2 separate regions of the Homo sapiens genome follow, and region 2 is linked to region 1. A link is an interaction called in ENCODE POLR2A ChIA-PET data of the cell type or tissue named here. Cell type or tissue: PC-3. All regions are shown on one strand. Each heading gives the region's core, and the rest is flanking DNA. Links, peaks and the distances in the headings are about the cores only. Region 1 overlaps CYFIP2 (cytoplasmic FMR1 interacting protein 2). Region 2 holds the start of NIPAL4 (NIPA like domain containing 4).

Region 1 (14,948 bases), core at 261-8,260:
TGTTGTTTTAAGTTAGTTACTATTACCTTCTTGCTTATCAGCTTGCTTATTTACTTCTCAGGGCTAGCTAGGTGCCTGGAATTTCCCTTGAAGAAACTCAAGATTTTATTTCCATGCTTGGCGGGGGCGGTGCTGCAGGGCCCCTAAGAGGGTTCCCTGCTCCATCTCACTCATTAGATAATTATTCCTTGGATATCATAGGACAGGCACTGTTCTGGGGCATGTAGCAGTGTCCAGCCCTGCCTCCTGTCCTGTCCATATTTACACCGAAATCATGTGTCTACTGTTACAGCAAGAGCTAGGAGGGGTGACTGCAGGGTCCTGTGGGAACAGAAGACAGAGAACTCGATGTGTTCTTGAGGTTGAGGAAGGACTTCTCTGGGGAGATGGCCTGGAGAATGAGCAGGAATTTGCCTGGTGAAGCTGTCCCAGGCTGAGGGGAGAACATGCACTGTTACCTTCATTTCTTATGATGGGGGACAGTTGTTTTACCCTGCAGGATAGTTTCAAGGCCAGAAAGATACACCACATGTAAAGCTCATGCAGTAAGAACTAAACCATTGGTAGTGTTGTCATATTGAACAAAGCACACCCCCCGTACATCTCCCTCTTAGGACCCCGCAGAACCAGCACTCTTCTTCCTGCATGACCACTTGTATTTGCTCTGCCTCATGGCTGACTCAGAGACTGTGCTCTCCTCCTTCCTCCCCAAGGCACTCCAGTTTGTCTCTGTTCTCCACATGGTGCTCCCAGTCGGCCCAGTCCTACAGGTGTCGAGGTAACGGAGAAGGAAACAGGATGTTACTCTGGGATGCCTCATTCTCAGAACCTAGTGGGAATCTCTTTTAGCATCCAGCCATCCATCCACTCATTCAGCAAGAGGCGTGGCGAGCCTCTTCATTGCCAGGAGCAGTTCTAGGTTGTGGATAAATGGTCATGAATAAGAGACAGAGTTTTACCATTTTTATTCCAGAGAGGGGAACGAGCAAAGTCGTAACAATCAGAGTGTGGTTGCAGATGGGGAGGGGAGCTGTGAAGGAATACACAGGATAAAGGGAGAGTGGCTGTGTCAGAGAGAGATGTGCTGTTTTTGAAGAGGCTGGAGCTTGGTCTTAAGGAATAGGGAGGACCTCATAGTGAGCTGGTGCCAAGGGGACAGAGGTTAGAGCCGTGGAGGGAGGCAGCCAGGCAGCAGGTCACTGGGGCTTCGTGGGCCACCACAGGATGCCATGTGAGCAGCAGGTGAGGGGGTCTGCCTGGCTGTTTTCAAAGGCCTGGGGGCTACTGGGAGAGTGAAGGACAAGGCTCTTACAGTCTAGAGCCCATCTTGGAGGCAATAGGTGCTTGGAGAATAGACGGGAGGGGAAAGGAGAAGCCTGGAACAAAGGTAGAGAGATAATGGAGCTTCTGAATCAGAGCCAGAAAGGATGCCTTGCCTCTAATTGTCTTTGTGACTTGGGATGAACCAGTTCATTTCATCCCTCAGTGCCCCCGTCCCTAAAATGAGTGACTTGGACCTGCCATTCTCAGACTCTCCCTGAGAGGCTCTGAAATGGGGACTGTTTGCGCTTCCTCTATAAGGAGTAATTGCTTCTCTGTTACCCCTTAAATGGACTCTCCAGACAGCTAATTGATAAGTTTTTTACACAGATCAGCAGACCCAGGTTGCTATAGCAACGTAGCCCTCAGAAGTCGTAGGGATAAATAGGAACAACTTCTGAAGGCCTCAGGGGCACCAGAACAGTGGAGGTGGGGCGGGGTGGCGGGGGGGGGTGGGTCCCTGAAGCCTCAGTCCCCGAGTGTCTCCTGTTAAGCACCTCTTTTCATGAGGAACTGTGACTCAGAGACCATCAATTCAGCTTCCCCTGTTCAGAATCCAGAGGCAGACTATTGATGGGGGCCGCAAGGAAAGGACCACTTCCTCAGGCACCGTCTGGGTGGTCACTCACATGTATCACTGAGGACAACAGGACACTCAATGACCTTCAGAGCTGAGACCTGAGACAGACCCGCTACAGCATGAATCTTTCAACCCCTTCTATTCATAAGTGAGAAAACTGAGAACCAGAGAGAGGAGGAACTCACCTGAGGTCACACAGCATAGCAGCAGCAGAGGTGGAAGAACTAAAGCACAGGTTTCCAATATTGATCCCAGTCCTTGGGGGCTAGGGGTCGGGGAAGGATGGGGAACACAGAGCAGGGATTAGGCTCACTGAAGTCCTCATTCTGCTTTCTACTTAGACAGCTGGGGAGATCTCCAAGCCTAGACAGTGCTTTCTGAGATTAGAATGAGGCATGAGCTTTCTGGAGTTTTTTTAGTTTAGGAAGCTAGAATTAAATTTTTAAATGACATACCAATTCTTCTCAATGAAAGAAGACTACTAATTGCCAAAAAAAAAAAGGAAAGATGCCTAATGGCCATCATAGAGGAAAGGCTGTATAAACTGTGGAATGTCCATTCTCATGGAAAACTCTGAAGCAGGTAAAAAGAATAAGCTGATAAAGTAGTTTTGCACATACCAAGATAAAAAATAGTGAAAGATACAATATTGAGCTTTAAAAAGTTTTAGGACAAGACACACATGATGCCATAGATATAAACCACAAATAACTCTGCATTGAAAAAGATCTAGAAAAAAAAAAGCATACCAATATTTAACAGACATTTTCTCTAGGTATGAGGGAGGAATCCAGGATTAGAGGTCAACAGGGACTTTTTAGCCTTATCTGGAATGTCTTAATTTCTTACAAGGAAAGCACATTCATGTATTATTATTGACCTATAATTTTAAAATAGTATATGCTAGTTTTAGAAAAACTGGGAAATACCAGAAAGTGCGAAGGAAAAAGTAAGAAATCTCTTGCCCATTTTACTTTTCCATTTTTTGTCTTTTTCTGCCTTTTTTTAAAAAACAGATTAATATATCATTGATAGGTAGAGGGATATAAATTTAACAGTTGATCACTTGGACAAAGGTATTTTCCTCATGAAGTTAGTAGGTGCTTATAAATATTTCTCAAAATTCAGGGTGCAATATTAGTACAGAAACCCAGGTACCTGTGCATCATTTTTCTGGTTTTTGGTTTTTATAGGGTGTTCTGGTGGTTTCAATTAATGTATTACAGTCAAATGCATAAATCTTAAGTGTACAGCTTGATGAAGGCACATGTCCATGTAGCCCAGGTCTAGACGCAGAACATTTATAGTACCATAGATGGTTCTTTCATGCCCTCTTCAGTGTTCCGCAAGGAATCGTAGTTCCGAGTTCTATTTCCAGAGATAGTGTTGCTTGTCCTTGAACTTCATGTAGAGTTATCTAGTATGTTTTCCCTTTCCTTTCTGACCTCTGTCATTCAACATTACATTTGAGATTCATCCATGTTGTAGATGATCCATTTTTTATTACCGAATCAGTTACTCTAGTATTCTCATTGCATGAACAGACTAACTGAATCATCCGTTTTACTGTGGGTGGACATTTGGGTTGTTTATAGTTTGGTACTATTATGAATAATGATGTCATGAATATTCTTGTACATGTGTTTTGGTGTATAGATGCTCCTGTTTTTATTAGGGAAATACCTATTAGGTTAGCTTCAAAGCAGTTTTCAAATTGTACCAATTTATACTCCCATTCAGCAGTGTATGAGAGTTATCATTTCTTTGCAGCCTCATAAACAATTTGTCCCTCTTTAATCATAGCCATTCTGGGGGGGCTGTCATGTTTCATTATGATTTTGATTTCCCTAATGATGCTGATTCTCCTTCCACATGCTACTAGCCATTTGGACACCATCTTTTGTGAAGTGCTGGTCAACATTCTTGCCTTTTTAAGTCATCTTTCTTATGGATTTGTGGCCATTATATACTATGGATACATGTATTGCAGATCTATTACTCTGGCTTGTCTTTTGGTGAATAGAAGTTCTTGAGGCTTAGTGTAGTTATTTTTTTCCCTTACGGTTTTGTGATTTGTTTAGAAAACCTTTCCTACTCTAACGCGTGAAGATGGGCTATCCTCTGAAAGTTTTAGAGGTTAGTCTTTCAACGCTAAACAGACCTTTAAGTCCATATTATTCACCTAGAATTGATGTTTGTGTTTAATGGGAAGTATAAATCTTTTATTTCCAGATTGTTCTGGCACCACTTCTTGAAAAGACCTTCTTCCTGCAATCTGTAGTGGTAGTGCTATGTCTGTCATTTATCTTGTATCCATAAATGGTCTGGTCATCGCAGCCTCTTAATATATTTGTTGGATCTTATCTGAAACAAATCAGCATTTGTTAAGTATTTTTATATGTATCAGGTTTTTAAAGGAAATTCTATTAATGTCTAGTGTTTCCTCTAGTATTTCCTTCCCTGGGAAATCAGAAAGTGGTCATTAGGGAAAATAGCAGTCACTAAGTTTTTGTTTAAATTTTGCTTGGTTTTCTAGACTTTCGGCCATTGTTTGTTATGCCAGCATACACCAGGAGAGGGACCTATTTGTACGTGTGAGGGAAGGCAGGCCTGAGTCCCCCGGGAAGGACAGAGCCCTTTAGTCTGCCTTTTACTGCAAGGCCTCTTGCCTGGAGTGTTCTTTGCCTTCATCTCTGTTACTTCTTCTCTCCTTATTAGAGTGGACCACAGAAACACTCCGGTCAGTCATTTGAGAGCATTACTGCCCTCACCAGAGGTGAGGAGAGTCTAGACCCAAACTCACAGATCCGAATGCCAGTCAGATCTGGAAAGGCCCCCAGAGACCATCCAGGGTTGGTTTCTCAACCTCAGCACCACTGACATTTGGAGCCAGATAATCTTTTAGGGGGTTGCCCTGGACTTTATAGGATGTTGAACAGCATTTCTGGACTATATTCCAGTAGTACCCTTCATTGTGGCAACCAATAATGTCTCTAGATATTGTCTGATATTCCTTAGGAGGGTAAAACCTCCCCCTGTTGGAAACTGCTCATCTAGTGCAACCTCAAATTTTGTAGATAGGAAAACTGAGGCCCAAGAGGGAGCTGATTTTCCCAGCATTACAGCTAGTGCAGGAGTCTGGATGAAAACCAGATGTGCCTTGGAGTCCAAAGATCCTTAAGGTTAGCGTATTACAGTACAGACAGATGCCCAGCTGAGCTTTGCCGATTGTTTTTGTTCTTTTCAACAGTTCCATCTCCACATCTGACCTTCTGTCTCCTACTTCTACCTTTTAATGTCTTTCCTCTAATTGTTTTATTACATAATTGAAATAAATTCATTGATTGAAAACTCAGAGAAGCAGAAAGAAAACAAAAACCACTTTGTCACACTAAGATGACCTCTGTTCACTTTTTTTTTTTTTTTTTTTTTAAGACAGAGTCTCACTCTGTTGCCCAGGCTGGAGTGCAGTGGCATGATCTCGGCTCACTGTAACCTCCGCCTCCCAGGTTCAAGCAATTCTCCTGCCTCAGCCTCCTAAGTAGCTGGGATTACAGGCATGCACCACCACACCCAGCTAATTTTTGTATTTTTAGTAGAAGAGATGAGGTTTCACCATGTTGGTCAGGCTGGTCTTGAACTCCTGACCTCAAGTGATCTGCCCACCTCGGCCTCCCGAAGTGCTGGGATTACAGGCATGAGCCACCATGCCCAGCCGACCTCTGTTCACATTCTAAAGGATATTCTTCCAGATGTTTTTATGTTCTAGCAGATTTTCTCATATAAAATTAGTAGTTATAAAAGCAGTACTCACCAAAGTGAGAAGAGTGACTGCCTCTATGGGATGTGATGGGTGACAGGGGCACGGGAGAAGTGTCTCTCACTTTTTAGACTTTAAATTATTGTTTAGATTTATTGCACTAAATATTTATTACTTTTTTCCTTAAAAGGAAAGACTCATACATAGCAAATGTACACAATTCAAATGCATGGAAAGTCAAAAAGTAAAAGCCCCATCTCAGCCACCCCTCTCAGACCGTCACTCCATACACCCACCTGTGCTTGATCCAGGATGATTTTGCCCATCACTCTGAGGGAAAAAAAACTCCTCCAGCTGCCCAAGAAGCGTGTCCTGTCCCTTTGCCCAGGCACCCACAAGTAATGCCTCTGGCCTTTCTGTATGAGTGTTTCTCTTAGCCCAGACACAGATTATGTTTTTGGTTGAAAACGATCCATGCTTTGTGGAATGGAGGCACTTTGACTCCCAATAATACCCTTCCTTTGTGTGACTTTATTTACATCTTTTCAGAAATGGCCTTATCTGAAAAACAACCTGCTAGTGTGAACATATCAGGACTTGGGAAAAAATGGTCTGACAGTTAAGAGTCACTGGTTCCACAGACAAGACCAAGAGCCCCATGAGCCAGAGTGAGAGACTCCAGGGCATATCCCATCCATGATGGCACTGTTCACCACCCACCTGCCGGTTGTCAGCACAGAGGGTTACCCTCCAAGCCCTCCAGTGGTGGGCAAGATGATCCCAGAGGTTTTTTGTTTTTTTGTTTTTTTTTTTTTTGAGACAGAGTCTCACTCTCTTGCCCAAACTGGAGTGCAGTGGCACAATCTTGGCTCACTGCAGCCTCCACCTCCTGGGTTCAAGCGATTCTCATCCCTCAGCCTCCCAAGTAGCTGGGATCACAAGCATGTGCCGCTATGCTTGGCTAGTTTTTGTATTTTTAGTAGAGATAGGGTTTCACCATATCGGCCAGGCTGGTTCTAACTTCTGACCTCAAGTGATCCACCTGCCTTGGCCTCCCAAAGTGCTAGGATTATAGGCATGAGCCACCGCGCCCGGCCATTCCCAAAGCTTTTAACTATTAACACACCATTTAACAATAGCAACAATATAGATTTGACTGATAAACATTTATCAGTTAAAGTTTTGTTCAGAATTTTACTGATGAAAATTTGTAGTCAGAGACCCTCAGCTTAGATACAAAATAGAGTGAAAAATGGCATAAAACAAGAACTGATCCATAGAAACAGGAGACAGAAGTAATAGGAAAGATTTCCCAGGTAAAGGTCATTAGCGTATCCTCAACACCTAACACAAGGCTCATTAACCATAAATCAGGGGAGGGACATTTCAGCTTCCTCCTGGTGTAATGTTTATCCTCTAAAATCCTCAAGATACCACCATTTGAGACAGAGGCAATCCATCACCTTCATCCAAAGCCAGCTCAATTTTTGCTTATTTTGTGAGCCTTACCAGTAACTGCCAAGAAACCAGAGCCTTGGTTATGTAGTTCTGTATCAATGACTTTTCTGTGAGGACACCCCCAGTGGGCAGGGTCATATTACAGTCTGCGCTACTGAGTATTATTCTACAATGGACATCGCCAAGCACCAGGGAGGCAGTGCAGGTTAGTGCAATGGTCTCAACTATGGCTGCTCATTTAAATCACTTGGAAATCTGCTTAAAAATTCTGATCTCTGAGGCCTGTCACAAGGAAAACAAAATCCTTGAGAATGGACCTAGTTTTTTTTTTTTTTTTTTTAAAGACAGAGTCTTGCTCTGTAACCCAGGCTGGAGTGCAGTGGCGTGATCTCGGCTCACTGCAACCTCCACTTCCTGGGTTCAAGCAGTTCTCTGCCTCAGCCTCCCGAGTAGCTGGGATAACAGGCACCTGCCACCATGCCTGGATAATTTTTGTATTTTTAGTAGAGACCAGGTTTCACCCTGTTGGCCAGGCTGGTCTTGAACTCCTGACCTCGTGATCCATGCGCCTCAGCCTCCCAAAGTGCTGGGATTACAGGCATGAGCTACCACACCTGGCCAGACCCAGATGTTTTAAAAGCTCCACACTTGACTCTGATGTGCAGTCAGAGTGGAGGATCTCTGATCTAGAAGCATTTTCTTGGACTAGAGCTGCCAGAGTCTTGACATTGATGCTTAGTTGTCACAGTTCTTGCCACATCTGCAGATCACTGATTCTGTTATTTACATAATCTTTTTACTGAAACTTAATTTTAAAAGGAAACTATCACTTCCATTTAAAAAAATCATCCCTTGCCATCATTAGAAAGCAACCAGAATAATACATTCAATCAATCAAAATACAGCAAAGTCATATAATTCCAGCTGCTGCCTGCCCAGATCTCTGAACACAAGCCCTACTCCCTCTTTGATAAAAACAAGATTAGTAAATATTAGGTGCTAACATGTGCTGGTTTCAAATGGAGACTTTCTCATTAAGGTTGTCAGAAAGATTGATAGGAAACTGAAAAAGGAAAGAACTTGCTCACTGTGTGGCTCACTATGATTAAATCACATTTCCTTGTATGCCCAATTTCCACTTTAGGAAATGCTAACCTTGGAAGACATTGGCATATACTTGAGGGAAGAGAAAGCCCACTTTCTAGGCCACAGTTTCCTGGCTATAGATCTTTTCCAGTTGACCAGACATGATTCTGATCCAGAATAATAATTCTATTATCCCCTTGACAATTCAGGGGACGGAGGAAGGGGTTGGAAGTGAAACATAGTAATATACAGCACTATTCAAGCAAGGCATAGATTGACAGGAAAAGATCACACACAGAATCAGGTAAGATTAAATTACTGATAGATTTAGCAAGGGCTATGAAGAGCTGCTGGAAGTGAGGGACCAGTGGAACAGGAGCAGAGACAGCGTCTCTCGGTTGGGCTTTCCACTGCACCTGGAGTCCCAAATGAGGGCTGGAAGCTGTGGCTTGTACATTCTGTGCAAGGGGAGAGGGTCATGGTGCAAGTGGGAAGCCTAATTTCTTGCCTGCTTCACAGGCTCTGTATCCTCGGGGCTTAACATCAGTATGCGGGAAACACATTATGTGCCTCCATATAAGGGAATGTTTAGAACACTAAGCTCTCTGGTTAGGGCCCAGCTCCCCGTCCCCCTCCTGCCAGAAAATCCAAGCAGCGATCCCTGTGGGGTGCCTGGACCTCCCATTTCCAGCTCCTTTCTCCATACAAAAACATAATGCATTAGTGTTATTTGTCTTTTTGTTGCCTCAAAAATCAGAGTTAAAGGTTAAGAAAATACTGGTTTGATGATGCTCTTTAGGAAATCAGCTAAAAATGGTAGTTTTTCACTCAGCTGTGAACAGAACCCTAAAGGTAGAGTCTAATGCCATTCTGCATAAATCTGGCATTCTTAGGATCATATTGAATCTTTTTAAAATATGTACGCGGAATCTTTATGGTAGCCTGTAGCCAAGAGAAATCAAGTCTCCAGTTAGCCTCATAGACTAAGTGAGTTGGGAACACTTAAGGTTTTTGATATTTGATGGAATCCCTCAGTTTTAAAACTAGTGGTCCATCAGTTTTAAATTAACTATAATATGAAAAGAAAATTAAATTAAGACAGAAAGTAATGCAAAAATAAAACATGAATCCCTTAAATTCTGATGTGAGTTCCTTACAGTAAAATATTTTTGCATCCTGACCCTAAAAACCTTTTTTGCTTTTACTGTCAACACAGCAATTTTACAGTAGACAGACTGTGGTTCTTAATCACCTAATGATTATTTCTCTTGTAGTTATCATATAGTGGGAATAATAAACATTAGCGTGACACTTGGTACATGCAAAACTACTGAATCATAACTTTTACTCATTAACTCCTCCCAGAGAGAAACTTCTGCAGAAGCACAAGCTCCTGGGAGTTCTCCAAGGAGGGATCGTTGAAGTTCGTTGTTTTTGTATAACAATTGCATATTATTCACACTTTGGAAAACTCATCATGGTTAGATCCTGGTTCCACAAAAAAGCTATAAAAGAAACATTTTAAGAACAATTGAGGAAATTTTAGTCTAGACTACATCGTGTATCATATTAAGAAAATTTTAAATATAGGGGAATCACAATTCTGAGGTTGCACAGGAGGATGTCCTTGTTTTTAGGAGTTGCATGCTTAGGTATTTAAGGCTGAAGTGACTCAATGTCTTCCATTTACTCTCAAATGACTCAGTAAAGTTAAAGCAAATATGACAAAATGTTCATTTTGACTGTACATCAAGGTTATAAGGATATTCATTATTCCTTCAAATATTTTATGTGTTTAGAATTTTTCCTAATATGAAGTTGAAGCGGGGGACATAAAACTTCAACAGGGGATCAAAAAGTTAAGAAGGAAAGGGGTTAAACCAGACAAGGTTGTGACATATGAGGAGGAGGAAAGTCATGAGGGTTTTTGTCTTTTCCAGCTACCCTGCTAGTTGGTAAGATCTATTCTTGGTAACATATATCCCGGAGCTACATCTGGCCTCATTAAAAAAATTTATAGACGCATTTGCTAGCATCGAACTTGGCTGTGACTTACAGGCTGACCACCTATTTGATTTACCATGAGGAAATACCAGTTTAAGATCCAAGAAAGACAAATGAAGCCAGGGAAGCTGGCCGGTCCAAATTAGAGGCCAGTGAGAGACCCTTAGAGAACACCTCTGGCAGCCACCCTCCTCCCATTGGCCGTGGTGGGAAGGCTTACCTTCTGCTTCAGGAATACTAACAGAGAAACACACACACACACAAATACACACACAAAGAATGCCTTCTCCCTATGCTCTGTTTAAGAGAAATGTCTCAAACCCAGCTCCACTGAGGGTCACTGCCTTTCCACGCTTGAGCCGAGAGAGGGTCATGCCTTAACATTAACAGCAAAGGGGTCTTCATACATTATAAATTTTATACTCTCCAGCTTAAAACTAACAGGTGGATTCTTGTTATACTTAAAATTCAAACTCCCAACTTTGACCCACAAGGCTCAGAAGATTTCAGCCATGCCTATTCCACCAACTTATCTATTATTACCACTCTCTGCCTGGCTGCACAACCCAACCACATGGCATACTTTGGGGGTCAAGTTACAGAGAAAGAAACTGAGGTTCACTGCAGGTCTGCATCAGGGCAAGACTGAATCCCACTGTCCTTGGCTTCTACCTTAAGGCTTGTTGACATTTACGACCTTGGCCTTGTAATTCAAGGGCACCAAGAACACCCCTTCAGCCCCCCAGAAAGAGCACTGCCACTTTCTATCACAGTGTCTGAAATTCTATTAGAGACTCGCTCCATGGGTTTGGAATGTTATCTGATCTTTAGAAGGCCCCACTAAAATGGGGTTGCCGAGATGTGTTGGGAGAAAGAGCATGCTCTGAGAGCTGGTACTTGAGTGAATATTCATTTATCAAATAATTTTGAGGAGTAGGATGATCATTTTAAAAAGGATGTAGGATAACTAAATATAGGCCCAAAAAAATCCAGATAGAAGCTTTGTACTGCACATGGGAAGATGCTGATAGTATATACTAAATGATAAAAATAGATTACAGAAGAGTAGGTATAATCTGTTCTTATTTTAAAATATATGCTGAAATGGTATGTGCAGAGAAGAACTGGGCAGTTCAAACTCTGGAAAAGGCTATAGCAGTGATGACTCCTGGGTGGTGGAGTTATACATTTTTTCCTCCTTTAAAAAATTTATCTGCATTTTCTAATTTTTTGAAAGCGAACATAAAGCTAGCCAATAAAAAGAAAAGAGGCTAGAGTGGCAATCATTAAAACATATCTAAGCTAGTAATTTTCCAGAGGACAGTCTTTGCCTAGGGGTTGAATTAAGTATTTGGTGCATTCCCAGAAGAAAATGACAAATTTCAAGTCAAATACCACATGTACAGTAACTAGATTATTAATGATGATGGTCATTGGAAATCAAGAACAGCAGATTTGTAGTTTGAATGCCACTGCCCTTTTCTAGTTCACCATGGCTGTCGATCGATCCTGCTGCACCTGAATTGGTGTCAGAATCCTCTCCAAAAGCCACTGCTGCCTCTCAATAGTGGTTGATGTATGAGGTGACCCCAGGGCCATCACTAGCACACATGTTGCCTTCAGGAAATCATAAAATGGTATCCTTCCTCAGGACATTTCACCTCTTTTTAAATATATTAATTTTTAAAGAATAACGTCTGCTAGAAAGTGATTATAAACAATCTCTGATTCTGCAGTGTGCTTGGCATTCCCTAGGATGTGATGCCCTTGGGTACTACACTTGCTACATAAACTATACCCAGCAGCCTTGGGTAATAAACTCCCCCCATACCCCCAAAATAAGCACAAACCCTGACAAGATGGTATCATTGTCTCCCAGCAAAAGCAGCAATGATCTGAGACCCCTGGAAACTGCCCGTTGTTCCAGCATTGCAGGTGCTGGCATTTGTCTTGCTTTGGTATCTGGGCAGCAGCTTTCCTCCTGAAATGCCCACTTCCACCTGGTCAGATGCACAGTCCTGTACGGCAAGGCAATGTAGCAAAGCCCAGGACACTAACTGGATAGGGCTCACCAGTCAGCTGTTCCTTTTTCAAGGCAGCATGGGGAAAGGAGGACTGTGGGTCTCTATTCCAATTAAATTGCGAACTTAATTCATCTTTATTTCCTGTCTGTAAATTTGCTGATTGCACATTCCAGTCACTTGTAATAAACATAGTTAGTTCCTGGGGTCTTTGCTGATGCATCAACTGCGTTGCAAGACCAGCCTCTCCATCCCAGCACCATTATGGTTCTGAAGGAGACTCATTCTAGGGGGCAGAGTCTGCTGCCTAATGACGAGTAAGGGAAACTCATGCTGGGGACATTTACTACCCAGAAGATTCTAAGTGGCCACTTGGAGTTTTAAAATCAGCATTCCCAACTTGAGACTTGTTAAAGGCACCCAGGAATCCTCATGCCTTTGTCCTATCTAGTGCTATAAGACTTATGAAGTAGAACACAGTGAGGTTGATATTAAAGAAGATGATTGCCTGGTAGGCCCAATGGCCACTCAGAGATGAGACCAGGCCTTTGGCAGCAAGGCAATCCTGAGAGGCCATAGCTCTGGTTTATCACCCATTTCTTCATTTAATAAGAAGTATTGCTCTATTATACTCTGCCTGTGTCCAAAGGAAGACACCATGCCTATCAAAGAACTGGTGTCATTAAGTCTGGAGACTCTTACACAGAATGAGGCCAAGGGGAAGGGCAGGGTGAGTTGCATGAGGCTCTCTCAGCCTGATTTCAGGTTGATTTCCATGGTCTCCACTGGAAACCATGTATCTTTGGATTCAGAAATCTTGGGTTCAAGTCTTGCCTCTATACTGGATAGCTATGAGACTCTGTTATATTCTCTAAGCCTAGCTTATCCAACCCATGGCCCAGGACGGCTTTGAATGCAGCCCGACCCAAATTCATAAATTTTCTTAAAACGTTGATTTTTTTTTGCGATTTTTTTTTTTTTTAGCTCATCAGCTGTTGTTAGTGTATTTTATTTTTATCTGTGGCCCACGACAATTTTTCTTCCAGTATGGCCCAGGGAAGCCAAAAGATGGTACACTCCTTCTCTAAGCCTTAGTTTCCACGCCTGAAAAGTGCTGGGACTGAGGAGCTACCTCACAGAGTTCTTAGTGTTAAGTGAGGTAATGAATGCGAAGTCTCCAGCGCTTAAGAAGCAGGTCCTCGGTTACCAAGAGCCCCCTTTCCTCCTCTTGCCATCAGCAAAGAGACTTGAATCGGCCTTTTCTCTAAGCCCCGTTAGAACTGAAAGCCTGGCTCCTGACTGCCCATAGCACTGTGGCCCACACTCCTCACAAGCCCAAGCCAAGGATGCCCCACTCCTTTCATATCAGCCACCTCATTTTATCCCTGATTTCATCCTCCTCCTGAATGGGATGGCACCTTTCCTCCCAGTTCAAAACCCTGCCCCTCCTCTCAGGCCCATCTCACAGCCATCATTTCCTCATCCTCCACAAACCGCTGGTCCTTTTATTCAACACACATTTTATCAAATGCCTTTCTCTGCAAGGAACTTGGTGGTGTTTCTCTCTCTTCTCAGTCTCCAAAGCCCTTTGTCAGCAACTTCTCCTATTGCACCCAATTGATTCTGTTTTATTTCTCAGTCACGGGTGTCCTTGGATCTCTTCTCCACTAGATGGTAAACTTCATTGAAATCTCATTTTTACAGAGCTCTACCTGTTGTAGTGTTTCCCACAGCATCCAGGCCCTTCCCTGGCTCCATGGTGTGTTTCATCTTCATCTCTGTGCCTTTGAGTTGTCTGCCAGATCACAGAGCAAGCACTCAATAGATATTTGGTGACCTAAAGAAAGGAATAAAGAGGTAGCAGCAAATGCAGAGAAGTGGCATCTTCCCTATTTCTGACTTGAAAGGTGTCTTTTTATCCCTGTTTAGGTTGTATGCTAGTAGACATGGAAATGTTCAGAATTTATGTATTCCCTTGAACTCAAGGAGCACTTTGTGCTGTTTTTCTCTTGGGTCTCATATAGTCAGAGGAACTGAAGTCTCCGGAAGGGTCTTGGTCACCCTGAGAAGCACCCACTTATGCAAACCTTGCACTTGCACAGTTCCTTTCCCCTGGGGTCAGCCTCCATCCCATGCTGACTTCCAAGCTCAGATCTACTCTGCAGACTCTGCAGGGCCTAGGCCTCACATCTAGTTGCCTTTTAGACATCTTCTCTTCCGTGTCCACACACATCAGAAATTTACCTTGCCTGAATCTGACCTTGGCTTCCTCCTGCCTGCAGCCTTGCTGTTCTCTGACTCCATAAACGGTACCAACGTCATACAGGTGCCCTGGGCAGGGGTCCTTTTACTCCCGCCCTCAGGTCCAGTCATCAGGTCTCTGGCCTCTGCTCACTTCCTTCTATCTCCTTTGCCGCTACTCCTGGCCCTGCTTTCTCCTGCTTGGACTCTTCCAACACCCCCTTTGCTCTCCCCAATCCTTTCTCCCTTGCAACCAGAAGGTGAAACTGCAGCTTGGCCATTTCCCTGATGAAAACCATCAGGATAATGTCTAGAAATCTAAGAGAGGCTTAGAAGATTCTTCCCAAACCACTCCTGCCCACCCCTCCTTCCTGTCTCACATCACTTTCCTCTAGCACTGAAAGCTTCAGTCTACCTTGGCTCTCAGCCCTGCCCTACTGTGGCCTCTTGCTTTGGGGCCTTTGCAGGTACTGTTCCC
Region 2 (14,948 bases), core at 6,949-14,948, 90 kb after region 1:
GGCCCTCTCCCTGTCTCAGGATTTTTAACTTAATCACGTCTACAGAATCTCTTTTACAACGTAAGGTAACAAATTTGCAGGTTTAAGGGTCAAGACATGGGTGGGGAATGTGAATATTCAGCCTACCAGAAGCGCTTTGAATAGTCATATCCTTTAACCCAGCAATTCCACTTGCAGAGTTTATCCTACAGGCTAAACTGTATAAAGAGGTAATGTCCACACAGCAGAGTTTATAATATTTAAACCTGGAAACAACCTGTTCTACTGATAATCAGTAGAAACGTAATTAAATAAGCTAGCAATATTTGTACATTAGCATATTCTAAAAAGATGCAGTATTCTAAAAATAAGTATATTCATATGTACTAATATGAAAAAGTCTCTAAGTCAGTTGCTAGGATAAAAGCAACCTGAAATAAAAGCTGTATAATGTGACTCCGTGTTGTGGTATGCATATATAATTTCTGGATGTATATCACAGAATCTGTTAATGGTGGTGACTACCTCTTGTGTGTAGGATAGCCAGGGTACTTTTATGCTTCATTTTACACCCTTCTGAACTGCAGTTTATTTTTTAACCAATTATAACATACAATTTTAAAATTTTATGATTTGGCTGGGTGCAGTGGCTCACGCCGGTAATCCCAGCACTTTGGGAGACTGAGGTGGGCATATTACTTGAGGCTAGGAGTTTGAGAACAGCCTGGCCAACATGACAAAACGCGTCTCTACTAAAAATGCAAAAATTATCTGGGCATGGTGGCACACGCCTATAAACCCAGCTCCTAGGGAGGCTGAAGCAGGAGAATCACTTGAAGCCAGGAGGCAGAGGTTGCGGTGAACCAAGATTGCGCCACTGCACTCCAGCCTGGGCCACAGAGGGAAACTGTGTCTCAAAAAAAAAAAAAAAAAAAAGTCTTGCCAAATTTCTTTTGGTCATTCTGAGGGCTGGAAATGTTCCATATCTTATCTGAATGGTAGTTACGAGGGTGTATGCATATATGAAAACCCACTGATCTCCACACTTAACATTTCTGCACTATTCTCTGTGAAGTTCTGGTTCAATAAAAAATGCGCATTCAAAAATATAGGATGTTCTCCCCCCTTTGGCCAAAAACCAAGGGTTATTGACCTGTATCCTTCTGAAATTCAGTGCAAAAGTGATGTGTGCCTCTTTCTGGGCAAGTGTTGACCCTTTTTGTCAGATTCTTAAAGGGATTTGGAGCTCCTAAAAAGTTAAAAATTACCAGTGAGGGCCTTCCCTAAAATAAAGACCACTTACTTCTGGTTTTGTTGGGGTTTGACTAAAGGTCAGACCGCTCTGTCAGAACAGGCTTTCTGGAAATGCAGACCTTGAGATAGGTAAGCACCAACGTATTTAATGGGCTGGCTACAGAATAAACAGCTACATTTTTCTTTGGGGAGCAAAATGCAGATAATTATCACCACTTAAGCTTTAGTGCAACTGTGTAAAAAGGCGCGGCTTTTTATTGGCCCAGCGCCTTTGTGTGCAACCAATCCTGAGGTGGGCGGCTGTGTCCCCGCCCTGGTGGGCGGAGCTCTTCCCAGCCCAGGGGCCTTTGCCCATCAGGCGGTTCCGCCTGGCACTGGCTGGGCGGAGGTCCTTGGTAGCAGAGGGGCAAATTAACCCTCTGCCTCACTTGACAAGCCTGAAGAAAGCTTAACCCACGCTCTGGATTCCTCTGGGGTCCCTTATCCAGGCCAGGCCCGCAAACCAGAATTTCCAGTGTGACCGTGTTGGCAGAGAGTTAATGAGCAGCCAAGGAAGCTGTGGCTGTTGCTGTTGTAGACTTGCCCCAGAGGGAAGGACAGAAGAACGCCAGGTCCTTCCTTAGCCTCTCTGCTTGGAACGAGGCAGGTGGGAAGGGTGCATCTCAGTAAGTGGAGGCTAGACATGAGATTGGAAGCCTCAAGGGAAGGGAATCGGGAAAGTGAAACCCTAACCGCATATATTGAGTTTATTTGGATGGATACCAGTCCCTGTGCCACATAAATGTTTTACATAAAAGAATGGGCTCTGAAGCCAGGCTCAGCCAATTCGTAGCTGTGTCGACTCCGGCAAGTTGCTTATCTTCTGTATTAGGATCCCCCTCCATAATATGGCATAACAGTAGTGCCACCCCCAATCTCCAGTTTAACTTCTAAGCTGGCCCCTGCCTCACCCTCTGATTTTTTTTTAAGATTGAGATATAATCCACTTACCATGAAGTTTATCCTTTTAAAGTGTACAATTCAGTGGTTTTTAGTATCTTCACAAAGTTGTGCAACGATTTCCACTAATTCCAGAACTTTTTTTTTTTTTTTTTTTGAGACAGAGTCTCACTCTGTCACCCAGGCTGGAGTGCAGTGGCGCAATCTCAGCTCACTGCAACATCCGCCTCCTGGGTTCAAGCAATTCTCCTGCCTCGGCCTCCTGAGTAGCTGGGATTACAGGCACCCGCCACCACGCCTGGCTAATTTTTTGTATTTTTAGTAGAGACGGGATTTCACTGTGTTGGCCAGGCTGGTCTTGAACTCCTACCTCGTGATCTGCCCGCCTCGGCCTCCCAAAGTGCTGGGATTACAGGTGTGAGCCACCGCATCTGGCCCAGAACACTTTTATCATTCCAAAACCAAGGGTCCCCCCCAGCAGTCACTCTCCATTCTCCACTCCCCTCATCCCCTGGGGCCATTCATTTACTTTTTGCCTTTGTTGATTTTCCTCTTCTGGAGATTTCATAGAAATGAAATCATATATGTGGCCTTCTGTGTCTGGTGTCTTCCACTTAGCATAGTGTTTTCAAGGTTCATACATGTTGTCTCCCATGTGCGTCTCAATACTTCATTGCTTTCTGTGGCTGCCATGGCACGGATGTGCCACATTTTGTTTCTTCATTCATCAGTTAATAGATATTTGGGATGTTCCCATTTTTTGGCTTTTATGAATAATGCTGCTATGAACCAACATTCATGTACAAGTTTTTGTGTGGACATAGGTTTTCATTCATTTAAGTGTATAGTAGGGTTGGATAATTTTATCTTATACTATTCTCCCCTTCTGCATCATAAGGACCTTCTTTCTGTCCCTCAAGCAAACCACGCTCACTCCCACCTCAGGGCCTTTGGCCTAGCTGTCCCCTCTGTCTGGAAGTCTATTCCCCCAGATTGCTGCATACAGTTCACTCCTTATCAGTCAGATCTCAGTTTAAATATCACCGCCTCAGTGAGGCTTTCCCAGACCATTTTATTCATTCTCTGACCCTTACCCTATTTTATTTTCTCTATATCCATTATTACACTCTGATCTTTTTTTTATTTCTTTACTTGTGTCATATCTGCCCCTTCTATTAATAGAAATGAGCTCCATGAGAGCAGGTAACTTGTCTATTATGACATTAGCTATCCCTGGCTGCTAGAACAGTGCATGGCATGTAGTAAGCATTTATTAAACATTAGCTGTTATTCATACTTCACAGCACACTTAGAAAGTAGGTACCATTATTATGCACGTGTTACAAATGAAGAAACTGAGACTCAAAGGAATTAAGTGACTTGGCCAAAATTATGCAACTGGGAAGTGTCATAGCCTGGGTTTGGTGCCAGTACTATCTGGCTCAAAAGCTGGTGCTCCTTGTACGATGCTATACTGCTTATTTCAGCTCCTTCTTCCAGACTGATCTAGCCTCAAATTGTCAGTTCCAACAAGGATTCCTCTGGGCGTCGGAGACAGGGAGAAGAAACAGAAATGTGGATATTGTCTGATCTGGCCACACCCAAGAGGCCTGGCCCTGGAACTGGTAGGGGAGGGAGGACAGGAGCTGTCACCTCCTGGGAGCTTTGGCTGGAAAACAGCCCTCTCCAGAGCTGCAAGCCAAGGCCTGGCCTCCCTCCAGCAAGGCCCTGTGAGCCCCGGCAGGCAGCAGGCGCTCTCAAACAGCAGGCCTCCGGTACCATGTATACTCAGGTGGACTTCCTTTTATGCAAAATTCCAACAGGCATACTGATAACTAACTTCATGTGTGGTGCTGTTCTAAATACTTTTCATGTATTAACTCACTGGTTCCCCAAATTAGCATCATGAGGTATGTATCATATTACCTCATGTAACTGATGAGGAGATTGAGGCCCAGGATGGTTAAGCAAACTGCTCAAGGTCACAAGGCTCAAGAATGGTGGAGGCAGGATATAAACTCACGTTATTTGACTTGAGTTTCCTTCTTTTACTTGCCACTCTACCCTGCATCTCAGCAATGGATTTGAGAATAAGTCTTCATTTACAAAAGTATTTACTACTGGATAGCTGTGCGACCTAAGCTCTAAACTCAAAGCTTTCTGGCCCTTAATTGCCTTATGTGCATAAATGGACAAGAATCAGCTTCTCTTCTATGTGTGTTCTTTAGAAAAACATGCTAATATGTATTATGGCGGGGGGCAGGGTTAAGCTAAATTAGGTGGAACTCTTTGCAGCAGGATTTATCAGTGCCTTTAATATGCTAATGTACAATGGGCCTCTTCAAGAGAGGAGCTGAGGATATAGCATTTCTCAAACTTTATTGAACACAGAACGATGTGGAATAGTATTCCATGGAACACAGATTGGTAAACACTCATTTTAGAAGTTTATTTGGGCTAGGCACAGTGGTTAATCCCTGTAATCTCAGCACTTTGGGAGGCTGAGACAGGAGGATCACTTGTGCCCAGGAGTTCAACACTAGCCTGGGCAACATAGCAAGACCCTGTCTCTTCAAAGAATTAATTTAAATAAAAAATAGCCAGGTGTAGGGGCACTCGCCTATAGTCCCAGCTACTCGGGAGGCTGAGGCAGAAGGGTCACTTGAGCCCAGGAGTTAGAGGCTGTAGTGAGCTATGATTGCCCCACTGTACTCCAGCCTGGGCAATATAGCAAGACCCAGTCTAAATATTAAAATAAAAAGAGTTGTTTGCAGGAAAAAAGTCATATTTCCTGAAATCGGAGAGAATTCTCTTCTTTCTCCCTATTTTCACCTGCTAGAAAAAAAGGAACTTATAAACAATCATCAACTCCTTCAAGCCTGCAGGAGACTTTTGGTTAATATGGAGATGAGGAAAGGGAACTCATTTGCTGAGCATTTACTATATGCCAGCTCTGTGACTAAGACTTAGATTTTTTTTCATGATTCTCAAAACAGCCCTTTGAAGGAGGTTTTATTTGAAGAAGGTAGGATAATGTTGCAGATGAAAATGTAGGCTTTGGAGTCTGATAAACATGAGTTTGCATCTTAGCTATGTTACTTGATAGCTATAGCTGTGTGAACTTGGGCAAGTTGCTTAACTGTTCTATGCTTCAGTTTTCTCCTTGGCAAAATGGATAACACAACATCTACCTAATATGGTTATCATGTGGCTTTGCTGATATAATGCATGAGAGGCACTTACATAGAATCTGCACATAGTAAGCATACAGTAAGAAGTCACTGCATTGCCGGGCGCTGTGGCTCACGCCTGTAATCCCAGCACTTTGGGAGGCCAAGGCGGGTGGATCACCTGAGGTTGGGAGTTCGAGACCAGCCTGACCAACATGGAGAAACCCCATCTCTACTAAAAACACAAAATTAGCCGGGCGTGGTGGCACAAGCCTGTACTCCCAGCTTCTCGGGAGGCTGAGGCAGGAGAATCGCTTGAACCCAGGAGGCGGAGGTCGTGGTGAGCCAAGATCATGCCATTTCACTCCAGCCTGGGCAACAACAGCAAAACTCCATCTCAACAACAACAACAACAACAACAAAAGAAGTCACTTTATTATATCATTATCCTCATCATTATTCGTGTTTTACAGATCATAGAGCAGAGACCCAGAAAGGGTAAGTAACTTACCTAACGCCACACAGCTATTGTGTGTGGCTAAATTGAGACCCCTACACAACCCCAAACCTGCTCTTTCTCTCCAGGATCCCTGAAGGAGGCTAAGCCAATTTTATCTGAACTTGCAAATAAAACCTCTCTTCCTCTCCATGCCTCACATCACATGCCACTCAGGAGTGAGTGGGAATTTCCCCTTGGAACTCAGACCCTACCACCCATGCATAAGCATTCAGACCCACTTGGCAACAGCATGCCCATGGCCTAAGGCCCTGACAAATGGGTCTGGAGAACTGAGAAAGTCCTGAACCTATAGGCAACCCTTTATGAGCCTCTCTATACAGGGAGCATTCCATAAATGCCATGGCCAGTGCACATGCTGTATGCATAAGAAGCCACATGGCCCCTGCTGTCAACCTGGGATCTTCCAAGTCCTAGCATAGGTGGGGGATGCCTCCGCGGCTGTCACAGGGGAGGGGCAGCAAAGAGACAACATGGAGGCCGAGGGGGCAAGGTTCTAGGCTCTGGGCCTGAATCAATGAAAGCAGTTGCTCTTGAAATAAGTTCATATGTTGCCCTTCCATGTAACTTTCTATTTGAAAAAAAGGCTTGCTGTCTACCCCCATATCACCAAAAAAAAAAAAAAAAAAAAAAAAGTTTTAAGCACCACTGATCTAGTTCTTCATTTCCATTGGGTATATTGGGAAGATAGGCCCAAATGGAAAGGAACTGCCACAGGTCCCAGTGTGTTAGTGACAGAACAGGGACCGGAACTGATATCTCCTGTCTGTTTTTATACCAGCCTGTCAAACAGCAGAGTCTGAGATGGTTGTTTGTTTGTTTGTTTGTTTGTTTGTTTGTTTTTAACTGAAAGGGAAAACAGAGCCTAAGTTTGTTGTTCATGTTCAAGTTAACTTTAGAATCAGTCTTCCCTCTGGCCACATTCAAAGCTCACTGTGTTCCCACCCTCCCTGTTCCCGTATACCAAATGCTGTAGGTCCACACAGGCCCAGGGGACGATCGTTAACTACAGTCCTCCTCAATCCTCCACCGGGAGATTTCTGCCCTTACGGTTGCCAGTGAGAAGCAAACGTCAGGAAACAAGGAAGACAGAGTGGCAGGTGCTTTGGGAACCTGCTTGAATCCCAGCTTAGCTACTTATTCTCTGTGTGAACCTGAGCAAGTCACTTCACCTCACAAAGTCTCACTGCCATCGGCTGTAAAATTTGGGTAACTTTATGAAGTTACCATGAAGGTATCCTAACATGGGGTTGCTGTAAGGCTCAGAGGCAATACACATAAAGAACCTGCAACATGGAAGTTGGGCAACAAGTAATAGTTCATATCAATATTATTGTTTTAACTATAGCTGGTTTTCGACAAGATCTGAAGTTCTTATACATACTTTAAGTGCATTAGGCTCTGTGCACACCCACATCAAGGCCAAGCAATGCTGCACTTCCACATACATGCGTTGACGTGAGCCCTGCCTTCTACAGTAATTTGACAGTCTTCCACCTGCAGGCAGATGTTCTGATGGGAGAATCCCATAGATGCAGTTGGATCAGCCTGAGAAGAAACTGGCTCTAGAATTAGTCTGCTGGGTTTTGTTATGGCTCCACTATTTAATAGAAGACAAGTTTCTCAACCTCCCTGAGCCTCAGTTTTCTTATCTCTAAAATGGGAATAATAGCAGTCCCTAATTCTTAGGCTTGTTTTGAGGATTAAATGGGATAATACCCGTGAAAACCTTAGTGCATTGGCTTATCTTTTAAAAGTGGCCAAAAACTATTAACTCATGACTTGTCCTAAAGTCTGTCCTTTCTTAGAAAGAAAGCAAAGAAACAGGCCAGGTGCGGTGGCTCATGCCTGTAATCCTAGCACTTTGGGAGGCCGAGGCAGGTGGATCACTTGAGGTCAGGAATTTGAGACCAGCCTGGCCAACATAGTGAAACCCTGTCTCTACTAAAAGTATAAAAATTAGCTGGGCATGGTGGCACACACCTGTAATCCCAGCTACTCTGGAGGCTGAGGTGAGAGAATTGCTTGAGCCTGGGTGTTGGAGGTTGCAGTGAGCTGAGATCACGCCACTGCACTCTAGCCTGGGTGATAGAGTGAGACCCTGTCTCCAAAAAAAGAAAAAAGAAAGAAAGCAAAGAGAGAGATAAAAGTGCTGGGTTGGGATTCCAGTGACTTTGAGTCAAGTACTGATTCTGCCACAAATTAGCTGAGTGGTGTTGGACATAACCTTGCCCCTCTCTGTATCTCAGTTTCCCCACAACTTCAAACAAAGGGGGTTGGATTAGGTGAGCCTCTTCAACTCTGACTCTGGCTAAGGGCCGACGAGAAGGTTATATAGTTGCCCCATGTTGTGTCTGGCTGGCCCCAGTCTTCCCATACAGAGGAGGGTCAGGAAGGGGACTAATCTTCAAACCAGTGGCCTCATCAAACCAGTGCCTTAGTTAAAGGAACTGCTGTGGGAATGCACAATCCCAGTTTGAAATTCTCTGTCACTGTGTGTGACCTTATGAAAGTCACTTCACGTCTCTGAGCCTCAGTTTCTTCATCTGTAGGATGGGATTTAAAGTGGTACCAGAGTAAGGAATTGTAAGAGCACATGAGGTAATATCTGCTAAGTGCTTAGCACACAGAACTCGGTAGAGTGGTGGGTTAGTAATCATTATCGATGCCAGTGGATCCCATCGTTAGGCATGGTGCTCTTCTTAGAACCAGAGCAAAAATACACTTGTCCATTCCAAGCCTTATTTCTGACGTCAGCAAAGCTATTTATGAGGACAGCAGCCATCCCAGGGACACACCTGAAAAGGGGTGGGCCAGCCTCTGCATGCTGACCATCCAGATTCCATGACTCCCTGTCAGCCTGAAGGAGGTGACAACCATCTGTCTTTCCCCACCCTACCCAGAAGACCAGCTCAGCAGGGCTGGGAAGGACTTCAGACTATATCTTGCGCGGTCCTCTTATCCAGGTTGGATGTAAGGAGAAGAGGTGAGACCTATCCAGGTCTCACTAGACCTAGGACTGCACGACAGTATGTGTAGTATTAAAAGAAGTATTTGGGTTTGATTCTTAGTTTCTCAACTTGCAGGCTAAGAGTCCTCACAGGACTTCAGTTTCCTCATCTGGAAAACAGGCTTAACAACAAAGTCTCTTACTAGGGTTGTTGCAAAGATTAAATGAAGATTAAACATAATGTGAGCCGCAGACGTAATGTCTCTCCTCTCTATTCCTGCTGTAGTGCTCTTTGACCATAGCACACTGGAAAGACGCAATGCACTGATTTCTGGATTTCCTTTCCATTGTGAAGCTGTATGGAGCAGCAGAGTTGTTCTGGAGTGCTATTGTGCCGAACTCCTATTCACCTCAATAGGGAAGGCACCAGGTTCAAGGGGCTGAAGAAGAGACCCAGAGCCAGCAAATGAGAGGTGGGGTTTGATTGGCAGCTTACATACAGGGAAGAAAGTCCAGTGGTGGTGAGCTGGACAGGAAAACCCGCCCACTGACAACAGGCTAGGACAGGTAAGGACACCACATCATCTTTACCTACAGAAAAGGTCCACTGGTGACAGGCTAGACACGATGTCCTCTTTACCTACAGTCCGGCCGCGGTGGGCTGGACAAGATAACCCAGTGGCGAAGGGCTGGGCAGGAAAACCACAACCACTTGCAAACCACATGCAGTTTATATTCCATCTTCACTTAACACCCTCCCCTTAACGACCTCCACCTGGCAACCTTCATCCAACTCAAACCTCAGGGCTTGGATCTTCTGTACAGCCCATATTCCATGGGATAGGCAAGGGGCTCAGATGTTCCTCATAGACAAGAAACGAGTCTCCAGGTTGGCTACTCCCAGATTCCCGAGCTTAGAACAGACATTCAGGTGTGTCTTCTGTACAGGCTCATTGTAAGCGTATGCTTAAGTTATTGCTACCAGGTGCATTTATCCTACAGGTGCCAGTCTGAAAACCTGACTGGGGCCCGGACTGCCTCTCTGTTGCTCTGTGACCTTCTGTTGGTCACTTTCCCTCTCTGGCACTCAGTTTCTTCCATTAACAGCACTGCCCAAAAGAAACATAACATGAGCTACATATGTAATTTTAAACAGTTTAGTAGCCACTTTATAAAGAGTGAAAAGAATAGGAAAAATAATTTAATAATGTTTTTACTTAGCCCAATGCATCCAAAATATTATCATTTTAACATGTAATCAATATTTAAAAATCATTAATGAGATTTTCCTTTTTTTTCCTTACTAAGTTTTTGAAATCTGAGTGGTTCTCAACCCAGAGTGATTTTGGCAATTGTCTGGGGGTGTTTTTGATTGTCAAAACTGGGGTGGGTGTCGGGGTGCAGGGGTGTGTGTGCCGCTGGCATCCAGAGGGTAGAGGCCAGGGGTGCTGCTAAACATTCTACGAGCACAGGACAGCCTCCAGCAACAAAGAACGATCTAGTCCAAAATGCTAACTGAGCCTGTTTTCTACTTATAGCACATCACGATTCAGATTAGCGGCTCATCAAGTTCTCAAAAGCCACATGCAGCTGGTAGCTGCCATATTGGACGGCACAGCTCTGTAACCTAAAACATCTGGACATGCACTTGGAAAAGTCAAGTTTTTAAAAACTTGGGTTTTGGTGAATTTGTTTTCCTACTCATCCCAGAATAACTGACCGAAAGAGCTGCGGCTGGGTCACCAGTCGCTGGCTGGCTAAGGGCAGAACCCATCTGTCCCTGGCTTGTTAGACCCTTCGTAAGCCACCCACCCTCCTCAGGGAGACTGAGCCTGGAACAGACAGTGAACCCTGTTGTTCTTTTCTGGGGAGACAAAGCTGCAGGCCCTGCTACCTGCCTGACAGGGCCATTGTGGCTAGAGGAGAAAAGGGCTTTGTCAGGAAGCAGCCGAGAAGACTGCAGTTCAATGGGGCCCTTTATGTCTACACTGGCAAGATGCTCTGATGCCAGCCCTGTTGAGGCCCAGCCCCCTTTTAGAACAGATGGGGAGCCTGAGGCCCAGTGAGGTTGTGAAAGTCCCTGCAGTGGATCCTAGCCTCCTTCCCCTCATGCCACTGCCCTAAAACATGAGATTCTCCTGACTCTGAAAAGGCCGGTCTTGAAGCATAGGATAAACTCAATATTGCCCTTAACCCCTGACAAGGAGGCCCCTTCCCTGACCCTAAAATTTAGAGGTTCCACAAATCACAAACACATACAAAAATAAATGCATTAAAGAACATATATGTGCATCTGTCTCTCAGGATCTGGGCTTAGCTCTGGCAACTACAATCTGAAACATCCTCTCTTGTGATTCAAAAAGGCCACTAAGAGAAGCCACTATTTAAAGTGTTCTCAACATACACGCATGTATGCACACACACGCACAATATAACTAAGTGAGGTGATAGATGTATTAATTAGCTTAATCGTCGTTATCATTCACGATGTACACCTATATCAAATCATTATGTTGTACATTTTAAATATATATAACTTTCATTTGTCAGTCATACTTCAATAAAGCGAGGAAGAAAAAAGGTCAGACCAGAGGGAAATACTCCGAATCTCTCACCCTATGTTCTTGGAATAAAAGCAGTCAAGTTTGAATGCAGTGAGGGTTTGAGGACTGTACCACTCCAGGTTCAGTGCTGACTCCGTTTTATAGCACAAGGAGGAGCTGAACAGCAGAAATGCTTAGAGAAGAGAAAGATAAGTTGAATTCTCTTGTCAAATTCTCCCTTGCAGGTAGCATGGATGCATATATTTTTTCATCATGAAGTCTCACTTCCGAATAGGGCCAATCATCTAGTGTCTTGCTGCTCTGTGTTCAAATTCATATAGTCTTGGAGGTGTTCCCCTCTACCTGAACGGTGGTACCACACACCTCCAAAGTTAGAGGCGGGCCTGGGCACACTCACCTGCAGACTTGGATATATTCTGTTGGCAATGGCTATGACTTCTGTCAACTAAAAGAAAATCAAGCTTTTAAGGAATTAAAGTTAGTTTTATTCAGAAGTCTTACTGAGGTTCTGTAATCCCAGCATTTTGGGAGGCCGGGGCAGGTGGAACACCTGAAGTCAGGAGTTTGAGATCAGCCTGGCTAACATGGTGAAACACTGTCTCTACTAAAAATACAAAAATTAGCTGGGCGTGGTGGTGGGCGCCTGTAATCCCAGCTACTCCGGAAGCTGAGGTGGGAGAATCGCTTGAACATGGGAGGCGGAGCTTGCAGTGAGCCGAGGTCGAGCCACTGCACTCCAGCCTGGGCAACAGAGTGAGACTCTGTCTCAAAAAAAAAAAAAAAAAAAAAAGCAGAAGTCTTACTGAGGACTAGAGACTGAAGACAAAGTCTGGGAGGAGTCTTTCAGAGAGGTCCTGTCCCACTGCTCTGAAACAGTGTTTTAGCTCATAGCTGATATACACGTAGCAGAAGTGCAGTATGTGCTCAAACATTACATCAAACTTGCTCAGAAGTTACAGTAAAGCAGAATCACATGAAAGTCTGGGTGCAAGAGTATATCTGGTTATAGATGATAGAGGCATAGTCACTAACCTTGTCAAACATTATCCTATGTGTAGGAATAGGCAAGGTCTAGGGTCATTTATCTTTTAAGAAATATAGTGTCTCAGGCAAAAGTTGTGGGGGCCTTGTGCTGTATCCTGCTTTGTTTTCAAAGCATTTTTCCAGAGAGGTGCACATCATTACAGAATCAAGGGCTTGTGAAATTATGCAGCAAGTAAAATGAGCAAACGTGGCTTGTTACATTTGCTGTGTCTCACATTTCCCTTTCTCTTTTAACCTCTCCCTTCCCCAACCCGATCCCGACCCCTTGGAGAAGGGGCTGTTGCATTTGACAAAGAAATTGATCCTTATGTAGAGTAAGCAACTTGTTTAAAGTCATCCAGCAAATTAGAGGAAGCCCCATGCTGGGAGAACCCATCCTTAGAGGCCCAGCTAGAGGTCCGCAAGTAGACAGTGGAGGGTCGTAGGTAGGAGGACAGGCTTGGGGTCAGAGCAGCTCGGTTTACACCTGGCACCCTCGTTCACTAGCTGTGCAACCTTGGGAGCAAGTGTCTCAGAGTATTTAAAGGACAGTTTTTTCTATTCCTATACAAGATGTTAACATTAAGGGAAGCTGGTGACAGGTATATGGGAACTCTCTATACTATTTTCGTAACTCTTCTATAAGTCTAAAATTATCTCATGATAAAATTTTTAAAAATAACAGTTTCCTCTTATCTGTAGCATGGAAAGAGTAAGGATATCTGTCTCCTAGGAGGCTTCGATGAGACAGTGCCTGGAAAGGGGTTAGCACAGTGTCTGGCCCATGCTGACGACTCCATACATAACAATTCTTAAAAGCTGCCTCCTCCAGGAAGCCGGTGAGCACCACTGGCAGAACCAATCACTGCTTTCTCAGTAGCCCCACACCCTCACTGCCCAGGAGCAGTTTATTTCAGTGTAAAATGCCAGGCGGCTTAATGTGACCACTGACAGCACGAGTTTGATCCTGGCTTTTCTGCTTCTCAGCTGAGATCCCCAGCAAGTTACTTGAGCACTTTGTGCCTCAGTTTCCTTTTGGTAAATAATAAAAGTCTGTACATTATAAGGCGGTCATGAAGATTAAATGAACTGGAATTTTTCAGCACTTAGAACTCTGCCTGGCCTATAGCAAACTCTACATACCTATTTTTATGCTCCAGGTCAGTGGTTTTCTAACTTGCTTTTTACTGTTACCCATAGTAACAAATATGCTTTCCATCACAACGTGTGTATGTGTGTGTGTGTATAAATAATTTTAAAGTGGTAATTTCAAAAACATTGGTCTCTAAGAGATGATCACATTTTGTTTCCCCCATTAAAATATAAGGTACTTGGGGGACAGGGAATAGTCTGACTCATTTTGGTCTCCAATCACTTCATTTCCTTCTTTCATTTAATTTACCAAGCTCCTATTATCTATTCATTAGACATAAATATATATTGAGCATTAACTCACTATGTACCTGTTACCTACCAGCACAGATCAGACCTGGGTTGAATCAATGAACGGGTAAGGCAAGGAAAGGAGGTCGCAGGGCAGAAGGCAGGGAGGAAGGGCAGGAGGGTGAAATGGAAGGAAGGGAGGAAAGGTGGAGGGGAGGAAGGAGAGGGGGAGGGTAGGAGGGCGAGAAGGAAGGAAAAGAAGGAACCCAGGTTCCCAATTGGCAGCAGTACCCACTTCCAACCCCTATGTTGCCACTTCCACCTCGGCAGGAAAGTTGCCCCTTCTCCAGCCATCTAGGTCCCCTGTACTCTTTCCCTGGGGATGGAGCTGGGTGCCGGTGCAGGCATCGGAGGAGCGGTGCCGGGGAACCCGCCTCCTCACCTCTTGCCCCTAGCACGGGGCGGTGACTCCAGAGCTGGGAGCCTGGCAGCGTCCTCACCCCAGGAAGGCATGCGCCCCTCTGCGGGCGGCCCCAGCCCTGGGCCCCCTGCCCCCGGAATTGCCCAAGATGCCGGGTGACTCCTCCCCGGGGACTCTCCCACTCTGGGACGCGTCACTCTCCCCACCCCTGGGTCCGGACCCCGGCGGCTTCTCGCGCGCGAGCCACGCGGGGGACAAGTCGCGGCCACCTGCTCCGGAGCTGGGGAGCCCGGGCGCCGTCCGCCCGCGCGTCGGTTCGTGTGCCCCGGGCCCCATGGAGCTGCGGGTCAGCAACACCAGCTGCGAGAACGGTGCGTACGGCAGGGCTGGGGACCAGGCGGGCTCCGCGCTTCGCGCCCTCCCCTCCTTGCCACCGCTCTCCCTCGCATCCTCTCCTCCCAGGGGGGCCAAAGCTGGGGAGGGGCAGGGCCAGCACGAGGTGGCTCCCACCCAGCTTTGAAGATCTGGGTTCTGGCTGAGACTTCACTTTCATCTTCGCAGCTGGGATGGCTGAGAGGAGTCAGGGAAGGAAAGTATGTCCCCTGGGTTGAGATGGGGGGTTAGTGGGGGGCAGGCATTTTGACGACAGCAGACACCCTGAGAGGTGGTGGGGGCGGGGGGAGGATTCTGTGTTTTTAATGTGTAGTTGCTTCAGGTTTTAGTACCTGCGCAGTTTGGGCTTTCTCTC

What was found. ChIA-PET counts read pairs that join two places held together with the same protein. Peaks named below come from ENCODE experiments on the same cell type or tissue, not always from the same donor. Only the 100,000 strongest peaks of a DNase experiment are listed, where the experiment ranks them.
Region 2: POLR2A ChIA-PET joins it to region 1 with 13 read pairs; 4 of 35 experiments call an interaction of 5 or more read pairs at or near these places.

The regions. Positions count from the first base shown.
Region 1 is chr5:157,362,441-157,377,388 of GRCh38, forward strand. The region is part of intron 26 of CYFIP2 (cytoplasmic FMR1 interacting protein 2); the gene reads left to right. NIPAL4-DT (NIPAL4 divergent transcript) reads right to left here. Exons shown (of 3, transcript NR_136205.1): 2 at 2,086-2,165; 3 at 175-764. Among named protein-coding and RNA genes, the nearest start is that of FNDC9, 24 kb to the left of the region's middle. In PC-3, for the core only: CTCF peaks have their summits at 4,467, 4,678 and 7,260; DNase peaks (open chromatin) are centred at 731 and 4,501; H3K27ac peaks cover 1,004 bases.
Region 2 is chr5:157,445,787-157,460,734 of GRCh38, forward strand. NIPAL4 (NIPA like domain containing 4) reads left to right here and starts at 14,427. Exons shown (of 6, transcript NM_001099287.2): 1 at 14,427-14,571. The coding sequence starts at 14,535. It overlaps NIPAL4-DT (NIPAL4 divergent transcript), which reads right to left and starts at 14,314. Exons shown (of 3, transcript NR_136205.1): 1 at 14,222-14,314. RefSeq lists a silencer at 14,321-14,480. In PC-3, for the core only: no CTCF peak of the experiment used is centred there; no DNase peak of the experiment used is centred there; H3K4me3 peaks cover 1,161 bases.